Linked DNA regions of Homo sapiens: region 2 is linked to region 1. Evidence: chromatin loops called from intact Hi-C (ENCODE). Cell type or tissue: gastrocnemius medialis. All regions are shown on one strand. Each heading gives the region's core, and the rest is flanking DNA. Links, peaks and the distances in the headings are about the cores only. Region 1 holds the start of LOC101930053 (a long non-coding RNA gene). Region 2 overlaps SMARCA2 (SWI/SNF related BAF chromatin remodeling complex subunit ATPase 2).

Region 1 (9,032 bases), core at 4,033-9,032:
TTTTCTTCAAATTTCCAAATGACTGTCAAGAGAAAGAGGTGTTAGACTTATTCTTAGCAGTTCTAAAAATAGAACAAGAACCAATGTACAGAAATTGCCCAGATAGCTTCTAGGGACAAGACAAACTGTTCCAACAATAAGACTCACTCCACAAAGGCAGAGGAGGTGAAACACAACAGAGGTCTTCCAGCAGGGGCTTCTAATGACTCATTAGGGCTGTTGCAATATAGATTCCAGCCTTGGTAAGAGACTGTAGTAGACACCAGGTCTCTAAGACCTGGCAACTCAAAGTGCAGTCCATGACTGGCAGCACTGACATCACCTGGGAACTTGATAGAAATGCAGATTGTTGCCCCATCCTTACATCTAATTCATCAGAATCTACATTTCTAAAGAACATGACTTATATGCACATTAAAGAGTGAAAAGCAGATGTGGAAGAGGTCTTCTAACTGTAGCCTCTCCATCCACTTGGGTTCTTGGGTTCTCCTGTTGCTACCCCTCTTTCACCTAATCTTACATGACCTACCAAATCCCCACTGAATACATAATTCATTAAAGGCAGAAGACCTGTGGGTGGTTTGGAATAGAATAATGAGCTTCCAAACTAATGTAATCTGATGAATGACTACATTGCTTATTAGTGAGAATTTGGGAGGAGAGGGATTCCACTGAAATCCATTGACAGGTAAATGGATGTGAATGCAGCCACGTACAGTCTCCTTGGGCCCAATGATTCAGACCGTGTGAAGGGCTCCCACCTTCCTATGATTCTCATTCATCATTCTTACTCACCTCCTGGCAGCAACTGTAGGCTGCCCATCTACTCTTTAGGATTATCTACAGAGGAAAAATGACATTTTGCCTGCCAACCAGCAAGTGTGCATACATCAGTCCTATCCTCTAAGAAAGTCTATCCTCGTAGATGTAAACCTCCAACTGTCGGCAGCTGATAGTCCAAAACGTCAAAGAAATAAATAGTGGAAAAATAACCAGACGTCATGTATAAGTCAAGGACCAGAGCATTTAATGGTAGCTAGATGTTAAAGAATTGCAAGACCAGGCTTCACTTCTCTTGCAGCTTCATCTTCTGCCAGTCCCTAATTCATAATGCTTTATGAAGAACCAAATGCTTCCAGTGCCTAGAAATACCATGTCTTTCATGCCTTTCCTGTTACCTTCATCTGGAGGGCCCTTTAGACCTGGCTCTGCCTGGACAACTTCTGCTCATCCTTTAACACTCAGCACAGGCTTCACCTGCTCTCCCGGGGAGGAGGACAGGCTGCATGACCTGCTGCTTCTCTGAGTTCCCCCTGTACCCTGTTTTAACCTCCACTGTGTCACATAAGACCAGTTCTGTTCAATAGAAATAGAACAGGAGCCACTGGGCTCAGTAATCCCGGCACTTTGGGAGGCCGAGGTGGGCAGAACATTTGAGGTCAGGAGTTTGAGACCAGCCTGAACAACATGGTGAAACCCCATCTCTACCATAAATACAAAAACATTATGCAGGCATGATGATGTGTGCCTGTAGTCCCAACTACTCAGGAGGCTAAGGCAGGAGAATCACTTGAACCTGGGAGGCAGAGGTTGGAGTGAGCCAAGATCGCGCCACAGCACTCTAGCCTGAGCAAAAGAGTAAAACTCCGTCTCAAAATAAAAAAGGAAGGATATATAACAGGAGCCACATAAATTTAAAATGTCCAGTAGCCACATTTTTAAAAAAAATCTAAAGAAACAGGTGAAATTAATTTTAATTGTGCACATATATATATATATATATATATATATATTTTTTTTTTTTTTTTTTTTTTTTTTTTTTTTTTTGAGACGGAGTCTCGCTCTGTCGCCGAGGCTGGAGTGTAGTGGCGCGATCTCGGCTCACTGCAAGCTCCACCTCCTGGGTTCATGCCATTCTTCCGTCTCAGTTTAATTGTATATTTTATATAACTCGATATCTAACTGATCTAATTATCATTTTGACGGGTAATTGACACCATGTTAAAACAATTAATTAGATATTTTACATTATTTTATCAATAATAACTTGTTAAAATCAAGTGTGTGTTTTACACAAAGAGCACATCTCAATTCAAACTAATCACATTCTCAGTGCTCAGTAGACACATGTGGCTGCTGATGACTATGTTGGACAGTACAGCCTTATACTGAAATAATCAGTTTCTGGGTTTGCCTTCCCTTCTAGAAAGTATGCTGCTTAAGGGCTAGTCAATGTCACATGTGTGATATCATCAGTGTATCTTCAGTGCCTTACATATATGGAGCATTCATGAAATGCTTGCTGAACTTAACTGACCTGAAGGTACTTTGAGAGAAGGTAGAATTTTATTTAGCACCTGCTCAAACGAAGAGCAGCTTATGCATACTTAGGATAATTATGATGACAGAAATGACAGATATTTTTTCTTGAATGATGTTCTATGCTTTTTAAATATATTATCTCATTTAGCCCTCACAATGACCCTACATACCATATACCATTATTATATCCATTTATGAAAGACAAAACATTCCCCAAATTATACAGCTACTAAGTGAAAGAGCCAGAACTTTTTGAAATAGAGAAAAACAAAGTAAATAATATTAATTACATGTACACTCACCCACCACAATAAACCAAAAGTTGAAAACAAGCTACTCCACATAAATTAAAAGCCCTCTCCAATATGGAAGACTTCTCTTAAATTTCATTCACCAACTCCTGCAATATCTTTTCCAGAGCCTGGTGATCTGCTGAGTTTTCCCTTATGCAGGACCTACTTCTTTACAGATTTCTGAGCCAGACATTTCTGGCTTGGTATTTAATACCTTTCATACTCTCCTTCTATATTTGCATTCTGCCTGTCTGGTCAAAATGGCAGAGCTTTTCACAAACCACTGCAGTGACTAAAGTCACCTTTCTCAGGTCCTCATCTTCTCCCAAAATAGTGAGAAACAGCAGTGTATAAACTGCTTTCCTCTTCCTGCCGCCTGAAGGACCCTGCAGTCTCCCTCACATGGCCTGTGGGGGAGGTAAGCAATAATTGTTCACATGTGCTTTTGTTTAAGGGAACTGGGCTGAACTGTGCCTAAGAAAAATGACGCAGATCTTAATTTTTTTTTTTTTTTTTTTTTTTTTTTGGTGTACAAAAATCCCATTATCTCTAAACCACAGGAACCAGAGCCACATCTGGCAAGGGAAATAAAGCTGGAGATGTAAGGAAAGAACAGATTAGGAGAAGCCTTGAAAACAGGCAGCTGAGTTTAGATTTGAAATGGTGGGAAATAAAAATCCCTTAAGGGTTTCTGAGCATGGGAGTGATGTGATGAAAACAGTGATTAAAGAAGATGAAATACAAGCAGGACAAATTGAAGGGAGGGACTAGAGTCTGAGAAGAAGCAGTGATCTAGGCTCAGGGGAAGTGGAGAAGGCGAGGGTATTTATTAGAAAAGGGGTCCAGGATCCTATACAAATTAATTAACATATGCCCACCCCTAATTCACTTTACTACCAAGTTGCTACCCCATCTTTTGGTGGGGTTTTTTTTTTTAATGCTTTTCCTATATTGGGAAGGCAAAAATAAACCCAGGAGGAAGCAAATATTTTCATTAAAATGATAATAAAATGTCATCCCTATGAATATAAAGGTTTAACCGAGTACCCTGCTGAGCAAATGAGCTTTATCATAAGCATGTGGAACAGTGTGCTGGGCTGAAATGGATTTCAGAAAAATTTATATTAGAGCCTTATTCACAGAATTAAACAAACACAATGAAAACAAAGTAGTTTTTTAAAGCAGCTTCCTGCCATGAAGGCAATACGACGGCACAGAAATGGCTGCCCTCAAAGGGGCAACTCCAGCCCGAGGGCGCACCTAACTCCTTGCCTTCAAGGATGCCAAAAGCATCCCATCCAAGCCAGGTTCTACGTGGCAGGAAGAGAACATTGACACTCAGATAAACAAACACTGTTTGCCTAGCCCCTACTCACGAAACTTTATACCATAAGCCATCTTTAATTCTGGCTGCAATTTTAAATGGTCCAGAGACTTAAAAATTACTTCCATTTGTTTAGATCTGGAAAGAGCCTTGGAAGACATCTAAACCCACCATTTAAGAATACTTTTAAGCTACACAACCCTTTTGCCAATTCAATCTAATGGATACAGAATGGATCAATATTAAAATGGAGCTCCTTGGGTAGGGACTGTGGTAAAAGACCCAGAACTCCATCTACTCATTCTCTCCCGTTCCCTGTGTCTACCTCTACCCCACAACTTACCCACACTGTGGCAGACCCCCATAACTCTCCCCAGGGCTGCAGAGAAAGGACCCTACAAAATACGGAAGGGTCTACTACCTTTTGTGTGTGTGGTTTCTTGTGACAGATAAAAAATTGAAACCCAGAACGTTTAACACAGGACTTCCATTTCCAGCAAACTAAATAACCTGGAAAGCCTCCTTCTAGAAATACATGGAATGCTAGCTAAATACAAATATCCATTTAAATTCATAAAATGAACTCACGTAGACAAACTTATCAGTTTGAAAATGGGAACAACCTATGATCCAGCAGGTCCATGTCTATGTATGTATCCCAGAACTGTTCTTCAACTTGTCAGTGAAGATGCATCACTGGGTCATAAAACCCTTTCCTAAATTAAAATGGTGTATGAAATAGTCCAGGTTAAACTGAATTAGAGGTTAAGTGTGGTGGCTCACACCTGTAATCCCAGCCTTTTGGAAGGCTGAGGCGTGTGGATTGCTTGAGCCCAGGAGTTTGAGACCAGCATGGGCAATGTGGTGAAATCCCATAAATTAAAAAAAAAAAAAAAAAAAAAAAAAAAAAAAATTAGCTGTGCGTGGTGGCACACACTGGTAGTCCCAGCTACTCAGGAGGCTGTGGTGGGAGGATCACTTGAAGCTTGGAGATCGAGGCTTCAGTGAGCCATGATTGCACCACTGCACACCAGCCTGGGTGACACAGCAAGACACTATCTCAAAAATAAATAAATAAGTAGGCCAGGAGCAGTGGCTCACACCTGTAATCCCAACACTTTGGGAAGCCAAGGTGGGCGGATCACTTATGGTCAGGAGTTCAAGACCAACCTGGCCAACATGGTGAAACCCTGTCTCTACTAAAAATACAAAAATCAGCCGGGCATGGTGGCATGTGTCTGTAATCCCAGCTACTCAGGAGGCTGAGGTAGGAGAATGGTTTGAACCTGAGAGGCAGAGGTTGCAGTCAGCTGAGATCGCACCACAGCATTCTAGCCTGGGCGACAGAGCAAGACTCTGTCTCAAAATAAAATAAAATAAAATAAAATAAAATAAAATAAAATAAAATAAATAGAATTAGAATTAAGTAGAAAATAAAGATAAATATTATTCTGAGAAACTTTTGTTCCATATATGCATACATGTACATAAATGTAGCACATGTATGTGCTGGGTTTCCATGTAGCTGTGTGGACAAAACATTTTGAAAAATGCTATTGTAGAGAAGCTTTTGTATGTTAGGAGAAGGAAATGTACAAGAACACTCACTGAAGCATTGTTTATAATTGTGTAAAATTAAAAGCAATCTAAGTGTTCATCAACAGAAGAACAGATAAATATATAGTGGTCTGTTCATGAAACAAAGCAGTTCAAATGAATGAACTAGAGCTAAATCGTTGAGATCTTATGCTAAATTAGATAACAAACAAATGGTAGAATATGTGTGGTGTGCTTCCATTTATTTTAATTTTAAAAAAATGCAAAATGACAGTACATATTGTGGAAAGGTGCATGTGCATGCAGAAAAGGTCTGAAAGCATGTACCTGCAAGATAGTGTTTATCTCTGGATGGAAGAAAGGGAAATGGGATTAAGAAGTCTGCAAAGAACTTCAACTATGTCTGAATCAAACCCATCAAAATGTTAGGATTGCCTCAGACTGGGTGTTGGGACACAGAGTTTTGTTATTTCATTCTATTTTTTTGTTGATTAACTTCCTATGTCACCTGTGTCCATGAACTACGTGAGTTCATTTTATGCATTTGCACATTTAATGTCTTTTAAAATCACTCACCTAGGGCCAAAAAGCTGATTCGCAGAGTATTCTAGACTAAACCGAGGGTGGGATCCTAAGTGATTCGCAGTCTAGTCTTCTTTCCACATGGCTGCCAGTTCATGATCTGTTTGCAAATGAAAGGATTTGCATCATTTGGTCCTAATCTTAGTAATTTATTTTTACCTGAGAGATGATGCTCCCCACAGTCCACCAAGGCCACATCTGCTCTGGCAAGGAAGTGCACAAAGCACATTTGCTTTGTGAAGGCTGAGCTGTTACTTCACAGCTTGTCACTTGGCTCTGTTTCCCAACTTCACTTGTGCATTGCAACAAAATGCTAAGCCACTAAAAGGTCAGTAGAGAGATGATCTAAACATGCAAAAAATATCAGCAGAGACAGAGAGAAACACAAAAGGGAGGGAAGGGAGAAAAAACAGCTTTGAATGGGAAAATACACAAACATAAAAAGCAATCAAATTAAAATCAGAATATTACTGAGAAACCACAAAATAAGCATCAGGTGTATTTTAAATGATGGGAGTAACTTGAAAGAGTAGCATTTTTATAGCCTTGGATCACAGATACACAAACTAACAGAAGGAAGTTCGTTAACGTTTGTTTTCGTCTATCTGAAGACAAAAACAAAAAGACAAATGATACCTTGGCAACAACTGGAGAATCATAACAGAGAGATTTATGGTGCTTTGGAAAAGTTCAGGGCAATGTTTTTTATCATTGGCTCCTTTACACTCTTCAAGTTATATAAAAGGCTCTTCTGTTCCTTCTTTCAGACTAAATAAATACATAATCATAACTTCCAGCTCAGCTTTAGCTTTTCAGGTGGGTGAGTTAAAGCCTTCTGCTTTGTTGAGGGGGGTGGGGGCAGAGGGGTGATACTGGCAGAAAATGAAGATAACCCTTGTTGTATAAGGTCCGAGCAATCATTCCCCGGAGTTAAGTAAACTGGGCCAGGTGCGGTGGCTCACACCTGTAATCCCAGCACTTTGGGAGGTCAAGTCGGGCGGATCACCTGAAGTCGGGAATTTGAGACCAGCCTGACCAGCATGGAGAAACCCCATCTCTACTAAAAAATACAAAATTAGCCGGGCATGGTGGTGCATACCTGTAATCCCAGCTACTTGGGAGGCTGAGGCAGGAGAATTGCTTGAACCCGGGAGGCAGAGGTAGCCGTGAGCTGAAATCACGCCACTGCACTCCAGCCTGGGCAACAACAGTGAAACTCCGTCTGAAAAAAAAAAAAGAAGTAAACTGTATGTGATTCTGTCTTTTGGATACCTGTCACCCTGGCATGCCCACCGAGTCCATGAACTATGAACATATTCCTTTTGTACTCCTGGTGAAAACTCAGCTCTGTGACAGAATTCCTTCGGTTGTCTCAAGAGCAAATGCAGCAGCAGCTAGTATTTATTGAGCACTTTACTCTCCTAAGTTTTTTACCTCGTTTAGTCTTTACCTTCTCAGGAAGGTACTATAACTAGCTCCCTTTTATAGATGGAAACACTGAGATGCAGGAAATTTAAATAATATCGCTCAGGTCATCTAAAGCGACAGAACCAGGAATTGGAGTAGCCAGCAGATTCTAACAGCTTGAGCTTTTCAGTGCCACACTATCCTGGGAGGTGGTATTTAAGATAAGGAAAGGCAGCTGCTGAGATGACAGCACCAAATTATGTTAGCAGCCATGAGGCCCTTGCTCCAGCTACAGTGGTTCTAAGAGGGAAGTATTTACATGCCAATGAAGGTGAGTCACTAAAACTCAGAATCCTTTCTTTAGAATTTCTAGCAACCCACAGTATCTGCATCCAGAATAGGGTAGAGACTTTTAGAGCTCCTATATATCTTGCCCTACCCAAGTTATGGCTAATTTCCACTATACCCTCAATCCCCAGAGAATCAAAGTGGAGATGGACTTGGAAATGATATTGAATAAAAGGCAGAAGATTGAAGCCTGAGCTCAGGATTGCCACTTACTAACTGAATGGACTTAACCTTTCCGGGCCTTGTTTTCCTTGTGTGTAAAATGAGAAAAAATAATGCCCACTACATAGGATGGTGAGAATCAAACCAGACAGAGGCATGGAGAACTTTGATGGCACATATTGTTGACATGCAAGGATTTTTTTTCTTCGTCCTATAAGTCAGAGGGCACATTACAACCAAATTCTATAAACACCTATGACAGGGCCATGTGAATCCCAAAGAGCCTTCCTTTGCAGTATTATTATTAACCTTGGTCAGGTCATGTTCCTTTTTTTTTTTTCATCTGTAAGAGGAGGGATATTAATCACTAAGGTTGCCTCCAACTTTGGTATTTTGTGGTTTTGTGTTCGGGGTGTAGGAAAACCAAACCCAGGATTTCTAAATGGCAGGTTGGGTACTTCTAGGCAACCTTACTCTTCTAAGTGGAACAATCACGTTCCTCACATCCCATCACTCACACAAGAAATCTAACATCTATTATAATTATAGTGGTTCCAATGGCCAGCAAGTTCAAGTGTTAGAGAAAAGAAAACTGGATTGTCTACCAGAGGTGAGTGGATATCCCATTTCACAGGCAACCTGTTAGATGTTGGGGTGGTAGCATTCTGACACTTTTGCTCTGGGTTAAGCCAGACATACAAGGAATGCAGGACATTGTGACCTTTGAGGGATCTTCTAGCCCTGTGATCTCATGTGACTGCTTCACTGATAAGTATCACTTGAAACTGATGTCAGGTATGACCAGCCCAGGGCCCTTGCAGGCTTCCTGCCTCTCTGCAGGGTCTCTACACAGGGGACTCTCAAGCACTAGACAATGTCAACAGGGGCAGTCATAACTTGAGGGGGCAACTGGAGCGTGGTCCTGTAGCATTTGTGTGCTAGCTGAATGCTCTCCCAGTCCCTCCAGAGCAGGGCTGACCCCATTCCAAGGGAAGCTAGTCTCCTGGAGAGTGTAGGAGCTGCAGCTGAGAATGATG
Region 2 (13,064 bases), core at 3,591-8,590, 370 kb before region 1:
ATTTGTTTAGGATACATTTCCGAAGTAATATTTCTAAGTCGGAGACATAGACAGTTTTAACACTTCTAATAGGTAGTGACAAATTTCTGTCCCCAAAAGTTTACCAGTTGACTACCCAACTAGCAATCCTTTTGATTTCCCAGATTGAAGACCGAGTCTTTGATAAGGTTAGGTTCGAGGAAATTGACTACCTGAGCAGTCAGTGTGTGTGTATGTGTGTGTGTGGTAAGATGTATGTATGTATAATACCTGAATGTACAACTCAGTGATATTTTTAAAATAATCTTCAACACATCACGCCAAAGAAAAGGCGTTTCTTGCAACTTAAGGTTAGTTGTAGGTGTTATGTAAGTCATAATTCTGACATTGGACATTGGTGTCTTGTTTAATGTTTTAGATATGGACTAAATCTGATGGGGAACCTAGAGACAGATAAAAACAATATGATACCTGGATTTCAAAACCTGAGATGTATTTCAGTTGGCTTGGTTAATTTCAACCCAGGTTTCTTCAACTAGGAATGACACTGAATTTTTCCAAACGTAGCTTGTGTGTTTTTAAAATGTAGGCAAAATCTTACCTTAGTGAAGGTGAAATACAGAACCCTTCCATATTTCCCTCTGGGGTGGGGTCCGGTTTTGGATGCCTATGCCAGGCATCTCAGTCCTCATAGCATATTGACCCCCCAAACAGGATCTGCAGGCCCAAGACCGAGCTCACCGCATCGGGCAGCAGAACGAGGTCCGGGTACTGAGGCTCTGTACCGTGAACAGCGTGGAGGAAAAGATCCTCGCGGCCGCAAAATACAAGCTGAACGTGGATCAGAAAGTGATCCAGGCGGGCATGTTTGACCAAAAGTCTTCAAGCCACGAGCGGAGGGCATTCCTGCAGGCCATCTTGGAGCATGAGGAGGAAAATGAGGTATTAGAGAAAACCCCAAGTTTATGAAATCAAACAGTGGCCTTTTGTCTCTGAAGGACTCAGAATAATCCCTTTGTTTAAAAAACTTCCTGGGCTGGCGTTAATGAAAATGAAGAAATAAACTGCTGTTTTAGATCCCAACCACAGAAAGCCTGTGAAAGTTATCCAAAATGAGTGTCTTAAGAGCTATGGCTGGAGGAACCTCAAGGCTTGGCCTGTGGGTGCTCCCTCCTTTTTCCCAGGGTGGTAAAACCAGCTGCTTTATTGAACCATCAGTGCTGCCTTCTGTAGGGCAGATGCAGAACTGCAGAGGATACTTTAGGGACAAAATCAGCCGGACGAGACAAGACATAAATGGAAGGGGTCCTCTTTCTCTCATCCTCCAGAGCCCTCTCTCTCTTTTGCCTTTTGATCAGGGATCACAGAGCTTCAACATGTTTGTAGGACAAACCTTCACAGCCATCTTCCGCACATTTAGCTATACTTGCTCTTGGCAAGCATGACCTTAACCTCTACTTTAAATTTTTCTTTAAGAGCTGTCTGAAGGTTGGGAAAAATTCTGGTTAAACAGCCTTTATTTGTCAGGGTTGTATGAAGAATGCTTTGATTAGGTTTTTATTAGGGGAATGTTGAGTTGTCATTTGTATTATTTTTAGATTGCCAACGTTAGTAATTTTATAAATATTCATTCCAAAATGGATTTGAAGTAGATTTTTAAACGTATGTATATAGTGTAGCAAACTACAGAATATCAGCAGAAGTCCTTATCATAAAACTGGCTGAACATATTTTTTGTGTGTGCCCATACTTACAAATTGAAGAGTAAGTCTACCTTACATATTCATGTGGAATACTGTTTTCATTGCATATATTAGATATAATTTGATTTTTGCCTTAAATAGGATATGTGTTTTTGCATTCTTCTATAAATTATGAACCTGAGTCTTTTAAAAGTCTTATAAACAAATACTCCTCAACTTACAATGGTGTTACATCCCGACAAACCCATCATAAATTGAAAATATCAGGACATGGCCCCATCTTAAGTCTAGTGGAGTACTGAATGTGCATCCCTTCTGCACCATTATAAAGTCGAAAAATCCTAAGTCCAGCCGTTGTTAAGCCAGAGACTGTCTGTATATTTTTTTTTTCTAAAATGAATCTAAATGTGAAGTAAAGCTTGATATTTAAAGGTATCCTGAAATGAACCCATTTGCAAATTGAAGAGCACTTTTGTATTATGCCTCCTAATTTGTCCGTCTTATATTTTTGATTAGCTATCCACTGAGTTTCATGAAAATGATAAAAAATACATATGCACATGCACTCACTATCCACACACATTTGAAAAATTTTTATCTCAAATTATTTATAGTTTCTGATTCTAGAAATTGAATATTTGATACAGATATGGAGTCAAATTGTCAGGTGATTTTTTTGTTGTTTATACACTTGGACATTTCCAAAAAAACAATATGGCGAATGATCTATCCTGTGACAAAGCAGATATGAGCAGAGCTGACACTCAGCCAGTCGTCTCCACTACATTTTTGCTTATTTGTTTTGTGTAGGCCTTGTGAAAATAGTACCTGATCTGGTTGAGAATCAAGGAAGCCTGGAGTTTTCCAGCCTTCCTAAGCCGCAGGGAGTTGCTGATCTCCCCTGGGCCCGAGGGCTGCCAGGTGGGGCCTGACGTGCACTCCCCTCCCAGTTGTCCTGCCATCAAGGCTAGCTGTGAGCAGCCTTGCTGAGGCTCCTGTCCCTTCTTGGCTGCCAGTGTGTCAGAAAAATGTTGCCGTTTTCAGGGGGGCTTGTGTCCTGATGTAAAGATGTTTGAAAACACTGAGAGACTGCAGTCAAAGACTCTGGTTCTGAAAGATCAGGACAACATAGGCTGGCATCACCATGGTTGATGCGACCATGAAGTGCTGGGGCAGAGAACCCAGGAAGATGCATTGTGCACTTCCAGCTATTTGGTTTTCCATGAAGGTCATAAACAGGCACTTTACAAGAGAATCTTTTCATCTTGGGCATGGGGTTGTCTGAGCCCCTCATGGTCCAGGTGATGAGAGGGTAATGTGTGGTTCTAGGAAGAAAGTAGGCGAAGCGGGACATCTGTTCACCAGAGGAGACATTACCAGATATTTTGTACTGTGAAGTCTGAACCCACTCCCAGCTAGTCTGTGTCCTTGTCAGATGAAATGTAATATTTAGACAAATTGACTTTAATCAATCTGGAGGCAAACTAGAATAGAAGGTTTTTCAGAAATAATTATTATCTTGAATTGTAGATTTTTTTACTTTATTGGATTGCATTCATTTCTAACACTTATTAAGTTCCTGCAGTGCGAAAGACGTTATCTTGGGAGCCGACACAGTCATCTCATTTGAGCCGCTAGTACACTCATACTCTTTCTCTAAAACAAGTTGCCTCTTTTTGAATATACAGTTTGTGAAATTGGATGTCTGAAGTTCTGTGTTTTCCTCTTTCTTCCCTCGACTGATACACTGAAATTCCCCGTTTGATTTCTAACAAGCCCACTCAGCATATGATAAAAATAATTTGGGAAGATAAATCCTGAAGCATATGCCGAACTTTTAGAATCATTTTTTAAGTGTGGAAGTCATCCTATAACATTGCTAAAAATCCTGAGAACTGTTGGTTTCTGAGGAATTAGCAGAGAGATAATGTACCTTTGTTTGACGTAATATAAAATGAAAATTTTAGCCCATATGTAATTGCTTTCTCTGCTTCATTTAAATTATTTTAATTAAGTATAATTTTGAGGTTTTTTTTGTTACTGATACCTTTTTAGTTATCCCATCCATAGCTCCAATCATTAACAATAATACCCATAGAAATATATTAAGCACACTTCAAAGGCTATATATTTGGCACATATATGTGATTTTTATTGTCTTAGTGCCTAGTAACAAGGTTTCACATACTTATGTCTTTTGTAAGGATTTGAAAATAAGCATTTATATTTGGCATAAGGTAAATGGAATTAAAAGAATTAATGTTAGGTACTTTTTCATATGGATGTCCTTATTAAAATCTTACATCCCCATGTGAAATAGATGTCATACCCATATGACCAATGAGGTCACTGAAGCGAGGAGACATTAAGTAACTTGTTGTAAAAGTAACAGAATCAAGATACACATCCAGGAGAACTCATATTTCTTATAGTGGACCACAGTTTCCTCCCTGAACGGATTTTGCTCTGGGAAGATGGTTTTAATAGCTTGTAAAATAGTAACGTCAAGGACTAAATCCAGCAACCCCTTCCCTTTTCTTTCTGCCTTGAGAAATGGGACCCCTCTGGTCTGGAGGACAGATCACTTACTTGTTTGTACCTTGCCCCAGCTGTCCACTGGTTAAAATCACTCTGTTTTTAACCCCAGGAAGAAGATGAAGTACCGGACGATGAGACTCTGAACCAAATGATTGCTCGACGAGAAGAAGAATTTGACCTTTTTATGGTAATGTTACAGAAAATCATGAACACAAATGCTTTATACCTCTGCCCCTTTTTCTGTTAAGCAGAATGTCTGCAGCCTGCGTGCCTGGCAGAACTTCATACGTAAAGCCTATGCCTTTCCTTCAGTTCAGAGGCTGCAAACTGGCTGGAGTTAGCCTGCAGACATATTTTGTTTGGCCCACGCAGCGTTTTTTAAAATTTCCCATTCATTGCCAACATAAAAAAGAATCCTGATTTCTGGCTTCTCTTGAAAAATGAGATCGGGCAGTACCAGGCCCACATCTTTGTGTGGAAACAGTTGGCCAGGGCTGAGTAGCAGCTGCACTCTCTGGACAGGCCTCGCGGTCTACAGCTTACCATAGACGCCCTCCTGTTCCCAGTTCGTTTCTAATCCCAGGCCAGTGTCATTCAGGAAGCCTACCTGGCTCCTATAGGCATTGGAACTTACAACAGTGCCCTTACAGGATCAAAGCAACATGCTCCTTAGGGAGATAGGTGGACAACAGCTAAAACAACACACAGGTGTGCCTTTTCAGATTGTTGACGAGAGCCCGCTTAAATGAATGGGAACCTTCAAGGTGTGCATAAAGGTGTAGCCTTCATTTAAGGATCAAAATCAGTTGGATTTCCCTCCAGTATCTTCAATCATTTTCATCTTCATCAAAGACTGATTACAGAGAGAGTAAATATAAACCACAACTTTGGTGGTTGAATGCTGCAGAACCCTAAAGTTAGAGGTCCCAAATTTGAGTGCCATCAGATCTTACATGAGTAATTTGCATGTGTGAAGCAAGTGGGCAGAGGTAGGTGTACTGGAGATGCTTTGTCTATGGGGGGACAGAGCTGCAAGGTAGAAATGTGAGACCTATGTCGCCAGAAATGACAAATTTTCAAGGGGAGCTTGAAGTCTAGGTGTTTATATGTGATCTCTAGATTTTAAAACACTGCAACTAAATCCAACTTTTTAAGTTATTATATAACACTGCATGCCAAACAAAACACAACTGTGGGCCAAATATGATCCACAGGGTTTGCAATCTCCACCTTTTTAGCCTAGACAGAATGGAACTCCACCTGTTTGGAGAGGCTTATGTTATTTTGGGGTTTTGTGTGTGTGGCTTTTTTCTGGGAACATTGATTGTATATAATGATCCACAATAAAATTTTCTTTCTCAGGAAAATTCAGGTAGCTGTGGGAATAACTACTAAACTGGAATATGCACTTCCCTTTCTCCCTCCGTCCCCGAAATGAACCACCCTTCCCAAGTAAAGCTATTTCAGAGAGGAATGGTAGTAAGAAAGACTTAACAGCATGGTCAATGTAGGGCATTCATAAATTCTAGATTTCTTAACTCACACTGGTCAGCATAATCAAAGATTACAATATTCTCTATTTAGGGAGGTTAAAGATACCCATCAGAAATAGACATCCCCTCTGTCCTTGAAGAACTAATTAAAAGGCAGATTACTGGGGAACACCCAAGCAAGAGACCCTCAGCTGATCACTGTTAGGCAATAATTCAGCACTGCTAAAGCCGCAGATACTCTCAAGACACTGGAGAGGACAAGCTGCTTGCCATTATACAAATTAGATTAGGCCCAGAAATGGAGAATTCTTTCAGCAGCCCTGAAGTAAGGGGGTGAGTGTACTTTCCTGCCTTACTTTTGGGCTATTTGTAGAAATTGAAAACCTCAGAAACAATCTGAATATCTTGGAAGGCACAGCCTTCTTTTAATTTGGGACTATTTTACCACTCAAAGAACAGGGTTGTAACACAGGTGAGGCTGGCTAGGGAACACTTTTTGTAGGCACTTTGATTTTGTGAATTTTCTGCTGGTTTCTTAAAGGCTGGCTTCTATTTTGAGGATTAGACAGATTTTAGGTTTGGTTTAGTTTCTTCTAATCCACCGGCCGCCTTTGGCCAATTCACTATTCCTTAGCACCTCCACTTGGGGGCAGGAAATAAAATTTGAATCTCTGCCAGCTACAGATTAAAAAGTTTGGTGAGAAACAAGAATGGAATGTGAGCTAGAATAAATCTTTGGATTTTAAATATTTAAACTCTTTATCCATTATTAGAAAAGAGTGAGTTCTCTATAAAATTAATGCAAACTTATTATTTGATTTTGTATCATAGACACTGGTTTACACATGATAAGCAGATAGTTTATTTAAAATAACGTCTTTTAAAAAAAGCATGTCTTGCTTTCTCTTTCTAAAAATGTAACTTCAGAAAAAGTATCTTTTATACCAATTACTTAGGAATTTTACCAAAAAGATCTTTGGCAGCTCAAGATAAGTATCTGAGACATTTTGCTAACATACAAACATTAAGCTTTTAGATGCTATGTTCTCTACAAAGGGAAAAAGCACTTTTAAAACTAATTGTACTTGTAAGCATAAGGTTTATAATCAGATCTCAAGACCAATTATTCACAAAGTAACTAAATAGTAAGTTTGACTTTTGCCATAATGTTGAATTAATTATATTGGTATTTTGTGGGTAGAAATCTCTAGGGAGAGATGCAGTTATTAAGACTTTAAGCTTATCTTATGTAATCGAATCTACCTTTCCTAAAAGAAAAAAGAAACAAGTGCATAATTTACTTTTCTATCAGAAAAGATTTATTTTCTCAATTGTGGACAAATATATTAGCAAGAATAATGTCCATAGAAATGTATTGATTAAACATACCTCAAAGACTATTTTTTTGCTGTAGATAATAGTAGCAGTAAAACCAAAGATTGAAATGGCAGTATTTTGTCATCTCAGTATAGGACATTAACAAAATTTTTTTTTTTCTTATTAGCTCTCTAATAACTATTAGGAGGTTGCCTCACGAAGCCCCTCTTTAGAACTGCTGTAAAGAAGGCAACCTCTGTGTGCCAGTTATGAAGGTTTGGTGGATCCATTTCTCATACCAAAACATTAGAAGACAGGATTAAGCATCGTGAGCTAATTATAGCACATGACAGAGCAAGGTGGCCACATTTATCAACCAATGGGACTTCACCTGTCTCCCAAGCCTACCAGATTCTGGAAATGTAATGACTTCCAAAAATGTGGAAGAAGTATAAAGAGCTTTGACCACTAATTTTAAAATAGGTTCTAGAGGTCATATTTGGGTTTGCGTAGATATTTCATTTACATTTTATCAGTTTTAGCTTTTAAGAAAACATAATATTGAATCCCAATTTCAGTATGGTAGAACCAAAGGAAGAAGGAAAAGGTAAATAACAATGATTGATGGTCCATTTCATTGTGGAAATGACACATCTCGCTAGTGTTTATACATAATGTCTGTGGATATATAGTGGCAGTTTATTTTTTAAAAATCCATCGTATTGTTTAGTTATAGATTAAAGCCAAGTGTGTGGCCCTTAGTTTATTTACAAGTGAACTGGATTATTAAAAAGAGAGAAGGTGGGGAAGTAGGCATTTTGAAGGCTCTGAAAGGAATCCATTTCACTTACAACTAGATCAGTTGGGATGCGATTACCTCTGAGCTCTCTCTGTCTGTGGTATAATATATTCATAAGAGCACAAAGCTTAAAATGTAAAGAATTGAAGAGCATTCCTCAGACAGTGCCCATGAGGTATTGAAAAGTTAGTATATTCATGGCCAATGGACCAGTGAAACCATTTATGTCTCTTCCACATGTCCAACTGTGGGTAGCTATTCTGTACTGATACCTTGGGTCCCCCTTTTTTTTTTATTGCTGATTGTTTAGTTCAAAGCACAAGCCCTATTGAATAAAAGGAAACTTTCTTAAAGATCTTTCTTTTCTTTACTCAAAGAATAAGTTTCTTCCAGGGAAGCAATGAGTTGTATAGCCAAGAGGTCATATTTTTAAAATGCATTCCCAATTTGAATTTTTCCACTATTACTTTAAAGAGGGAGCTTTGCATACACACAGACTAAGAAAAGGAAATTCTTTAAAAGTACTTTTTAAATGTATGAATAAGTTTCAAAAGGTGGGTACAGAAAAAGGGAGGGGATTTTACTTAATGGAATCTCTCCCTAGATATTTAGGGATGAGCTAGAACAAGCCAACCAGGATGAGAGAGGTTGAAAGGGACCCTGCAGCCATAGGAAGTGACTTGGGGAAGTTGTGTAGTGCTGGGAAGTCTGCACCATACAGAAGCCCTGACTTTCGGTGACCCTCTTATTAATGTCTCCAGCGGATGGACATGGACCGGCGGAGGGAAGATGCCCGGAACCCGAAACGGAAGCCCCGTTTAATGGAGGAGGATGAGCTGCCCTCCTGGATCATTAAGGATGACGCTGAAGTAGAAAGGCTCACCTGTGAAGAAGAGGAGGAGAAAATATTTGGGAGGGGGTCCCGCCAGCGCCGTGACGTGGACTACAGTGACGCCCTCACGGAGAAGCAGTGGCTAAGGGTAAGCCTAGCTTTTCTAACCCGCTCTCACTAGGTGGAGGGTTTTTGGTGGCTTGGAGAAACCAGGGGCCTAGAGCTGGGATTTTCTGAGGAGGTTGAGTTCGCAATCAAAGGGAAGGGGCTCTTGAACACAGAAGATAAAGTCATTCTGCTGTTGCATAAAGTCATTGTGCTGTTGCATGAAAAGATAAAGGCGTTCTGCACTTCAAGGCGGTGCTTGGAAAAAAATATGCAGGATTTTTTGCTAGAGCAGAATTGGCCATTGGAAGCACAGGATTATGAGAGCTGTGAGACCCACTAATGTTTTATGACCAATTGCCTGGTCATGCCTCACTCTCTCCAACTGAGAATCAAAATGTGGAAGGGCACCTTAGAGATCTTTGTAATTGTTCCCCCTCATTTCATGGTCTTTAATCGAGGTTTTACTTCTGCAAGGTCTGCACAGATCTTTCAGGGATAGCAGAGTTTTCTAACTGTGTGGTTATTTTGTAGACCCATAGTACTTTTAGAGCTGGAAGGTACCTTTGTACTTGCTTGGTTTGATGAAGAAACTGAGGCCCAGAGAGGTGACATGGCTATGCAGGACACACAGCTGGTTAGAAAGCACAGAATCGGTGGGTGCTTATGTGTCTACATGCTCGATTTCCGCTTGATCTGATCTGTCCATCACAAACACAGATTAGAGCCTGGGACTCGGGTCACCGATGCTTGGAAATGTTATTCGGGAGTTTGTTTATGTTGTTTTTCCTTTGGAAAATGGTGATTTCTCATTTTGATTGAGGACTGAAATCTCAGAACGTTCCTTGGGCAGCACAGAAATATCAAAATGCTCTTAGGAGTCGCGTGTGTGAACACTGAGGCCCGGGTGACTGTTCCATTCGAAGGGTTAGCTCTACTTCCCATTTTTGGGAGTAGACTTAGTACCTAGAAAGGCACAGCAACCTGGGACGTGCATTCCAGACACAGCCAGTAAATGCATGCTGGAAATAGTAAGTGTAGTTGGGTAAAAACCAAGCAAAACAAAAGCTTTGGGGAGTTGTTCGTTTTATCCAAGGGGAGTACAGTTCCCAAGCTTTGTGAAACATGGATTTTAGGACCCAGGTTTTAAGTAGGTAGATGGGTAGAAAGGCAGTGGGCAGAATTTTGAGATTAGATACCAAAGGCAAACAGGTCTTGTCACCGCTTGAGATGTGATTTACTCAGGATGTTGTATGATGAGAGGGACGTGACCTGAATTTTGAAAAGATGGGAGCCTGTGATTCTGAAAAGCACTGCTCATTATTTGTGGTTGAACCGTTGTGTATAAAATAGAACATTTGTGTGATTAGTTTGTCGTATCCAGTCAAATATTCCAGTGACCTCAGAATATGATTCTGTGAATTTTCTTTGTTTCACTATTGAGATTATAGTTATGTAATTAGGATTCATTCTGTAATATGAAGAGTTTTTTGGCTAATATATATTTCTGAGCTTGGGAAAATTTTATTTAAGCAATAAATTGAGTACCTGGAGTATTATTACAGCAGACGGGACAATAATAATCTGGGCCAACCTTTTTTTTTTTTTTTTTTGAGACAGAGTCTCTCTCTGTCACTGAGGCTATAGTGCAATGGTGTGGTCTCAGCTCAGTGCAACCTCTGCCTACCGGGTTCAAGGGATTCTCCTGCTTCAGCCTCCCCAGTAGCTGGGATTACAGGCGCATACCACCATGCCCGGCTAATTTTTATATTTTTAGTAGAGACGGGGTTTCACCATGTTGGTCAGGCTGGTCTCAAACTCCTGAGCTCGGGTGATCCACCTGCCTTGGCCTCCCAAAGTGCTGGGATTACAGGCGTGAGCCACCGTGCCTGGCTGGGCGAAATTTTTAAAGCTAAGCTTTGATATGTTTACTCTCCAGACATTAAAAGCAAAATAACCTTGTTTATTGGGCAAGAATGTAGCTGAACTTAACTTCTTAAAAATAATCATTGGGAATTGCCCTGAAGAAAAACAACATTATGAATCTCAGGAAGTTTTCCAGTTTAAGATATCTGTTTTGTTTTCTCTTTTTCATTCAGTTTCTATCCCTGATGAGTAGCACAGTGCCTAGCATAGAGACTCAGTGAATGTTTGTGAAAATGAAAGTACAGCCTTAAGAGGAAAGGGAAAGTGACTAACTTATCAGCAGTGTTAGGAGAGCATTTCTCTTTTTAGCGCATCTAGTAAACTTCCTTTTATCTACAACATGCACATTTAAAAATGGAAAATTAGTTTGTTTTACAAAACTGCACTGTGAAAATTGGTTTTTATAATTGTAATTCTGAAATGCCATGCAACATACTAAGTCATCCAAGAAGGACGAAACTGTTCTCAAAACAGCTTTATTGTAACGTATCTTTTTGTAATCTAATCTTTTGAAAACTGCATGCCCGTATTTGGTATGAAACTGGCAACTTGTTATTAATCAGGACATGCAATGGATGCAACATGCCCCATGGCCTAAGCATTCAAAGTAGATGCTTCCTGTCTTTGGTGTTCACCAGCAGCAATCCTATTTAATATCAGCCTGTTAAGCTTTTTTGATGATGAAATGATATTGAAGGGGTTCTCATGGGCCTGGATGTGAAGAGATGTTCTCTACTGGCTTATGATTTAACACATTGCATGAACCCAGCCAACATGGCCTTGAAAGGGAGTTTGGCAAGGACCGTCGTGTAAGAAATGCTGTAACAGGGCTAAAATAATTCTTCTTTTTCCTGGCAATGTTGTACAAAGCCTGCTTGGCAGAGACATCCAAGATGCATAGCATCGCAGAGCTGCAAGGCAGTTGAATGGAACAGCTTCCCATCCCTTGCTTAAATCACATTCTCTGCAATCTCTGTGCCAGGAGGCTGGCCACCCCTAGAAGGAAAAACTACCTTTTTGTCTGTGTAGCCCCTCCAGTTCGTGGTCAGCTCTGATTAATAGTTCTTCCTCCCTTTGAATAGAATCTTCTTTCCTTGTAGCTTCTCCTCAGAGGCCTTGATTCTTTTCCCTGGGGTGAAGAGAACAATATTTTTTTCTGTCTTTAGTATCACAGCCCCATGGATAAAATGTTTGCAAACTCATGTTCAGTCTGGATTGAACTTTTCTACCTTCCTCTTTCTCTTGAACTTTCCTCCTCCTTCAAGGCCCAATTCAGTTGCTACCCACTCTGTGGCACCTTCACAGATAAATATTAATTGCACTTTTAATTGTCCTCTTAACATTTCTTTGCTTGTCCTTCAGTCACAGTTTCCTAGTATTCTCGGTAGTTGCCAACCTGCCTGCTTTCCTGACTAGTTGATAAGCTGGCTCTGTATCTTGTTAGAATTTAGGACTTCTGTGTACAAATACTAAGTGCCCATCAGTTGCCAAATTAAAGTAGCACTGGATTGACAGATAAGGGTATAGATAGATGTGGGTAATGTTCACTGCTGCCACAGATGGACCTCAACATGCCCTGTCCATGGACCTATCCAGAAAAATAAACAGAAGTTGATTTCTCCCTTCCCTGAAAGTCCATGGTAGGTATACCTGATTGGTGAGGACAGCTGTTCTCCATAGGGTCATTCAGGGCTCCAGGCTGACAGAGCCTCTGCCGGCTTGGTCATCTCCATCCACTTGAGCTGGAAGTGGGGAAAACAACATGGAGTAGTGGGTATGGAAGTCTAATGGGCCCTGCCTAAATGGTTATAATTCCATTGGCTAGAACTTGGTTATGTGGCCACTCCAGCTGCAAAGGAGATGGAAATGTGGTCTGGCTGTGAGCCCAGGAAAACAAAATTTTGGTGAATATTTAGCCATCCCTGCCTCAGCACACTTAGGTTAAATTTAAGTGTTATGGTCACTTTCTTTGCCAGTGGTGTTTTGGTTTCATTGAAGACAGGTTTTATTTTGTAATCATGGCATGCTAAAAATTCCTACAGTGTCCTTTAGAGAATCTGTTTAGTTGGTGGAATTTAGAATTTTTTTCTGCATTCATAATGTTGTTTTTAATCAGGAGGATCACAATTTCAAACACAGTTCAGTTTTTTTTTTAAAGGTATTTTACATTGTTTTGAAATTCCTATTTCCACTGAGGAAACTTAGATGTCCTTAGTGTTAGCTGGTCTCAAGTTAACGTCATCTTTTTGTGGTAGTCAGTTCAACATTCACATTCTGGGCTGTTTCTCTCTTCCCCGGGGGCTCCCATCCCATCCTCCTCTCCAAGATGGCATCTGGATAAAGACGTGGTGTTTAAGCACGGCATTGGGGGC

What was found. Peaks named below come from ENCODE experiments on the same cell type or tissue, not always from the same donor. Only the 100,000 strongest peaks of a DNase experiment are listed, where the experiment ranks them.
Region 2: it touches region 1 in a loop (2.3-fold over the local background); 4 of 110 quality-filtered maps call a loop at or near these places.

Annotation. Positions count from the first base shown.
Region 1 is chr9:2,487,003-2,496,034 of GRCh38, forward strand. LOC101930053 (a long non-coding RNA gene) reads right to left here and starts at 7,219. Exons shown (of 6, transcript XR_001746603.2): 1 at 7,178-7,219; 2 at 6,073-6,423. In gastrocnemius medialis, for the core only: no CTCF peak of the experiment used is centred there; a DNase peak (open chromatin) is centred at 6,299; H3K27ac peaks cover 869 bases.
Region 2 is chr9:2,115,129-2,128,192 of GRCh38, forward strand. SMARCA2 (SWI/SNF related BAF chromatin remodeling complex subunit ATPase 2) reads left to right here. Exons shown (of 34, transcript NM_003070.5): 25 at 694-921; 26 at 4,330-4,407; 27 at 8,591-8,809. Among named protein-coding and RNA genes, the nearest start is that of SMARCA2, 110 kb to the left of the region's middle. In gastrocnemius medialis, for the core only: a CTCF peak has its summit at 6,351 (motif pointing right); no DNase peak of the experiment used is centred there; H3K27ac peaks cover 760 bases.